Regions from separate parts of the Homo sapiens genome. Here region 2 is linked to region 1. The links are chromatin contacts, found by Hi-C or POLR2A ChIA-PET in ENCODE. All regions are on one chromosome and are shown on one strand. The core of a region is the stretch at or near the end of the contact, and the rest is flanking DNA. Distances in the headings are between cores, read along the strand shown. Region 1 overlaps DOCK3 (dedicator of cytokinesis 3). Region 2 holds the start of TEX264 (testis expressed 264, ER-phagy receptor).

Region 1 (2,700 bases), core at 109-2,608:
ATGCAAGGATGGTAAACATATACAAGTCAATAAATGTGATTCACCACATCAATGGAACTAAAAACAAAAAAAAACATATGACCATCTCAATAGACTCAGAAAAACCATTCAATAAAATCCAACGTCACTTCATAATACAAACCCTCATTTTTTCATTTTTTATTTTTTTCAAAATGGCAGATTGGAGGCAGTGTTAGCTTGCCTCTCCCACTTGGAAGGTCAGAATAGTGTGTAGAGATTCACACTGTGAATTTTTTTTTTTAAAGCAAGAACCAACACAGGAACTTAATAGAAAAATCAAAAGAATCTACAGACCCTTTGAAACAAATGGCAGGCTGCAGCCTACTCCATGAGACAGGTGAAAAACTAAGTTCTCAGAGTGTGAGAAGGGGAGAGTCTGCCTCTGAGTACATCCTCACTGGGGAATCTGAAAATTCAGGCCATGGAAGAAGACCTTAAACTCTACCAAGAGCTGGATCAAATTTAGAAAGTGGCATAAAATATAAAAGTAGAAGCAACAGTGGGAAGGGGCTTGCAGGCATTCCCAGTCTCCAGTGTGAACCAAGGGAAGTGATTCCTGACTATATCTCACAGGAGCCCTTGGGGAAGTCGGTCAACGAGGGAGAATTCACAGGGTAAATGCAGCTCCCAACTGAATTTTGTGATATAATCTCAAGAGAGGACAAACACCCCATGAACAGAACCTGGGGAATGAGCAGGAAGTGAGCTGCAGACAGGAGTGCAGAAGCTGGGCACGTGACTTTGCAGAAAGACGGGGAGGGGTGCGGCCTGAAAGCTGTGGTTGCTATCTCTGTGGGGAAGCTTATAGGCTGGGGCAGGTCTGAATTCTGTGTGCAGACTGCCTAGATCTAAACCAGGTGCTGTCACCAGAGCACCGCAGGAGTGACACCGACCTTGAAAACGATGTGGGAACTAGGTAAGGCTCACTGCTGCCCACTACTCCCCACTCCTTTTGTAAACTCCTCTGTGCAGCAGAGGCAGTTATACTCCCCTGTGAAACATTACCCCAGCGACCTGAGAACCACCTTGGTCTCTCACAGGGGCCTTAGCCTGCCCTGCACAAGGAGAATCAGAGCTCAGGCCCACCTAACCCTGACCCAACCTGGTGGTATTTCTCCACCTGCCCTGGTAACTTAATACAAAAGACATAAACTTTTAGGAGACTTGTAGCCCCACCCATCACCTAAGAAACCAGAATACTTCCCCTAGGCAACTTAGGGCAAGCTCAAATCCCACTGTTATTACGGCAGCTGGTGCTCTTTTGAAAGCAACACCTCCTGGCTGGAGGCCAACCAACACAGATCTTGACACCATCTCTAGATAGAATAACACTGTGCCCAAGAAGGAGAAAACAGCTGCATGACCTCGGCAATCATCACTGCCTGCAACACCCTGGCAAACCAAAGGTCCTGAGTCTGTCCACGTGACAAGTTCACTACTAGTATTACCAGCATTCAAGAAAGGCAGCACACTAAGCCTATCTACAACCAAGGAATCTCAGAGTCTATGTCACATCACTGGATCCCTTGCAGACATTCCCCAATTCAGGGAACAATTCAGGATGACTGCAGCCCCACAGGAGGAGCACTGCCCAGATGCAGGCTTGCACAAAAGGCAGAATCACAATTCCTCCCTACATGGAACATCAATATTCCTAAAGAAGAGGTGCCTGTCTGATCTGAACAGCCAGAACACTGGGAAAACAGTAAAGCTGTGAGGTGGAAAGCTTTTCTGCTGGCCTAGCAGGGAAGCTGAGGTAGCTCTCACCCTTCACCCTGATAAAATCTCAGAACATCTAATTGAGATCTACCCCTGACCCCCCAGTTACCTTCATCAAGGCTGGGACCTCTGCCCACCATTGGGTATTACATCTACCAACTTGCTTTAGCTACAACCAGTGACTACCCAGGGATACATCCACAACTGGCCTAAAGCCTGAATCATCAACTCAGTTAATAAAATACTGGGGAAAAAATTGAATAAATAAATAAACCATACACCATGAGAGAATGAGATAAGCTTTAAGGAATCCCTGCCATTCCAACCCAATAGGAGACAGTGAACTGGCCTACACACCAAGTACATAATAACTATTACAACCATCATATGGGAAAGCCATTGCACAAAGACTTTCTATAACAAAGGAACTCATACAGAGTCTTAACCAAGCCCCAAGAATCAAATTAGGCTAAAATAATTTACTACAAACATTGAAGTCAGACCCTTAAAGTAAAAAAAACCATTAAGAAAACACAGTCTAGTAAAAAATAAATTCAGTAACAATTTGAAAAAATAGGCTATCCAAATTAGAAATAAATCCAGAAATGTAATTCTGGTAATATGACAAAACAGGGTTCCATAAAACCCCCAAAATGTCACAATAGCTCTCCAGATATGAATCCAAATGAAGATAAAATATTTGAAATGAGACAAAAATAATTCAGAAGGTTGATTATCAAGCTACTCAAGGAAATACAAGAGAAAGGTGAAAACCAACAAAAATGAATTAAAAAAACAGTCAAGGATATGCATGAAAAATTTTCCAGGGAGATAGATAACTATAAAGAAAAAATCAATCAGACCAGGCCTGATGGCTCATGCCAAATCCCAGCACTTTGGGAGGCCAAGGCGGGCAGATCAGCTGAGGTCAGGAGTTTGAGACTAGCCTGGCCAACATGA
Region 2 (2,700 bases), core at 187-2,686, 650 kb before region 1:
CAACACAAGCCCAGACAGTCTGATTCCAGCCCCTCATTTCCACTTTCTCTCTCCTCTCTGGTGACTGGCTTCCAAAACGCCTGAAGCATTAAATCCTTGTTGGACATCTCTGAGCCCAAAGCTGGAAAACTCTCAGCATCTAGGCCCCCACTTGCCTTGGGAATGACAAGCCCTCACCCTGATCTGCCATCTCAGCTGAACACTTCCTGTCTCCTCAAGGAAACTTAGTATCTACCTTTCTCTTCCTCTCACTTCCCAAACTGCTCAGAAAACGGCGGGGGGGAAGAAAACCCACCTGGGGGTCTCAGAGCCTTGGTCGGCACGTGGAGAGGTAACGTGAATTTCCCCTATATTCAAGAGAAAAGGAAGAAGGTCTGGGAGCTCACCTGAAATGCCAGGCTCACTTTTAGTAACTGCTGGCATCCAGTGCGGCAGGGGCCGAGCGCTCCAGTGCTGGGAGCTGAAAGAACAGTCACCCCTGCCCAGGAAATAACCACTGAGCCAACCATCATGCCCTGATTACCGTCCTCAGGGAAAGCCTACCGGTCCCTCTAAAGCACCCTCGTCCCATTCTCAAACCCCCTGTGGAAATCAGAAGCCAAACCTAGCTTTACAATGTCAGGTCTCTTCGCTAGAGCTCTGGTCACGCCCCTCTTCCTGGAGTACTCCAATCACACTTGGCGCCCAGAAACTGCCGCTGCCGCTGACCTTGGGCAGACTGCGCCCTCCCTCTAGCCTCGGCTCCCCCTCCGCTCAGAGGCCCGGGATGGACGCGTGCGGCCGGTGCCAGCGAGCCTCAGGGAAGGCTGCGCCCAGCCAGCTTCCTGGTGCCGCTCACGTGCGCGGCGGCGGAGGGCCGGGCCCTTAAACGGCCCCCGTCCTGGGCTAAACTTCGGTGCTAGCAGAGGGCGGAAGGACTATGGAGGGTGGGGGGCCGCCGCCTCCCACTTTCGGATTCCAGCCCCTGCTCACCCCGGGCCTTGCCTATTTACTCAGAGCCTTTCTCTTCGCCCACCTCCTCACGGAGCCCCACGCACGTCTGTAACTTAAAGGACGCTAAAGTTTGCAGCCCAGGCTGCGAGGCGCGGCCTTGGGGGACGGGGGCGGAGTTAAAACGCGACTCGCGCCTCTTTCCCTCACCTCCACGGCCCCGGGGCATGCCCTGCACCGGTGGCCGCGGAAGTGGGCTGCCCGGAAGAGTAGGGGCTGCCCCAAGGTCGCATCCAGGCCCTCGGACCTGGCCGAGGCCAGCTGTGGGCAAGACAAGATGCAAAGAGCGGCCCGGGCCGCGGGGGTCACGGAGGGGACACGGAGAGTCCTGAGGTCGCGCCAGGGCGGACAGGGGGAGTCCCAGACCTACGCCCCAGTGGGTATGCCTCTCCTCTGGCCCGGCCCTCACCTCAGCAGCCGCCCGCTGCGGACGCCGATCCGCGCAGGCGGCTCAGGGTTCGGTTACGGAGCCTGCGCGCGCCCGCCGCGCACGCTCGCTCCGCCCCCTCTCGCGGCGGGACATGGCCGTGGCCGTGGGCGCGTGCGCGCGGGACCCGGAGGGCGGAGGCCTGCCCCGCCCCGTCTCCATGGCAACGGGCGTGTGCCTAGCCCCAGCGCTGGCTGCGGCGGAACCCACGGCGTACCTTCCCGCCTCCAACAAACTATCCGGTTGCTGAGGTTGATTTAGCAACACCCCAGGGCATCTGGGTTGGCAGGAGCACCACAGTGACAGCCTGGCCCAGGCTCGGGTACGGGAGGCAGCCCAGTGGCCCGCAGTAGAGGGCCAGGCTGGGGACCAGGGAGCTGGGGCTGAGGAGAATTTGTACAGCCTAGGGAGGCGCAGCACAGCAGTATCAGCCTCTGGCATTTGTACCACCTTTAGTCCTGCCACTTTCTCTCACTGTGGCTTCGCAACAGACTTGGGAACCAAGAAAGGCATAGGTGAGGAAGCTGAAGCCCAGTCTGGGCTCGCGGAAGAAACTGGTGGATCCAACTTCTGCATAGCGCAAATATCTGCTTCCTGCCTCCACCCACCCATTCCCACTTCCGTGAGTATATTCATCCATCCAACACTTATTATTACTCCTTGCCAGGACAGTTCTAGGGGCTGGGGATAGAGTGAACAAAACCAAGGTTCTGCCCTCCTGGAGTTCACGTTCCATGGGAATGCCCTTCTTCCAGGCTCCTCCCTCAGTGCCCAGGTTGTGGCTGTGGGAGGCTGGTCTACCTTTGTGGTTTAGCGGTAACTTACGTGATTCCCACGTCAAGTGTAAGCTCCTTGATGATTGGTTCAATCTTCACCTCAAATTTCTGAGGACCTACAAACTACAAAGCACTCTTCTAGGGGCCCAAAGATAAAACGCTCCCCTCGTGAAAATCCCGGACTTTTGGTGGGAGGTGGGGAAGGTGACAACTATGCTCATAAGCTTGGCTACAAGACCGGCGAGGCCAAGAGCTACTTTGGTATCCTGACAAGGACTGATGTTTGGGAGGGGGATCCAGCAGATGGGAACACCACGAAGGTGGTGGTGGGAAAAGTCAGCAGTCACAGGGTGGTTCACCTTGTGGATCCCACTACTGCACCAGCAAAGAGCAGGCTGGGCACACAGAGACAGTCAAAATCCCAGCTTCCTTTCCCTCTGCTTCACATTCTTCCTTCCGCAGGCAGGGGAGTTTGAACCTTATCCACAGGGCCAAGCCTGTCCCAGC

What was found. A loop is a pair of places that touch in the nucleus more often than their neighbours do. ChIA-PET counts read pairs that join two places held with the same protein, here RNA polymerase II (POLR2A). Pooled maps may share reads with other maps.
Region 2: a map of naive thymus-derived CD4-positive, alpha-beta T cell shows a loop between it and region 1 (11-fold over the local background). The contact joins the promoter of TEX264 here to the enhancer-like site in region 1. A Hi-C loop is called at or near these places in 1 of 168 maps with a recorded cell type or tissue (naive thymus-derived CD4-positive, alpha-beta T cell) and 6 of 50 pooled maps. POLR2A ChIA-PET finds 5 or more read pairs at or near these places in 1 of 52 experiments (naive thymus-derived CD4-positive, alpha-beta T cell).

Annotation. Positions count from the first base shown.
Region 1 is chr3:51,023,614-51,026,313 of GRCh38, reverse strand. All of the region lies in intron 5 of DOCK3 (dedicator of cytokinesis 3), which reads right to left. Among named protein-coding and RNA genes, the nearest start is that of MIR4787, 350 kb to the right of the region's middle. Within about 2 kb of position 1,358, at least 4 of the 41 ENCODE cell types and tissues checked have a DNase peak (open chromatin) inside an H3K27ac peak, as active enhancers do.
Region 2 is chr3:51,669,988-51,672,687 of GRCh38, reverse strand. It overlaps TEX264 (testis expressed 264, ER-phagy receptor), which reads right to left and starts at 1,436. Exons shown (of 5, transcript NM_015926.6): 1 at 1,400-1,436. It overlaps LOC124906237 (a long non-coding RNA gene), which reads left to right and starts at 1,583. Exons shown (of 2, transcript XR_007095907.1): 1 at 1,583-2,039. RefSeq lists a silencer at 1,271-1,700.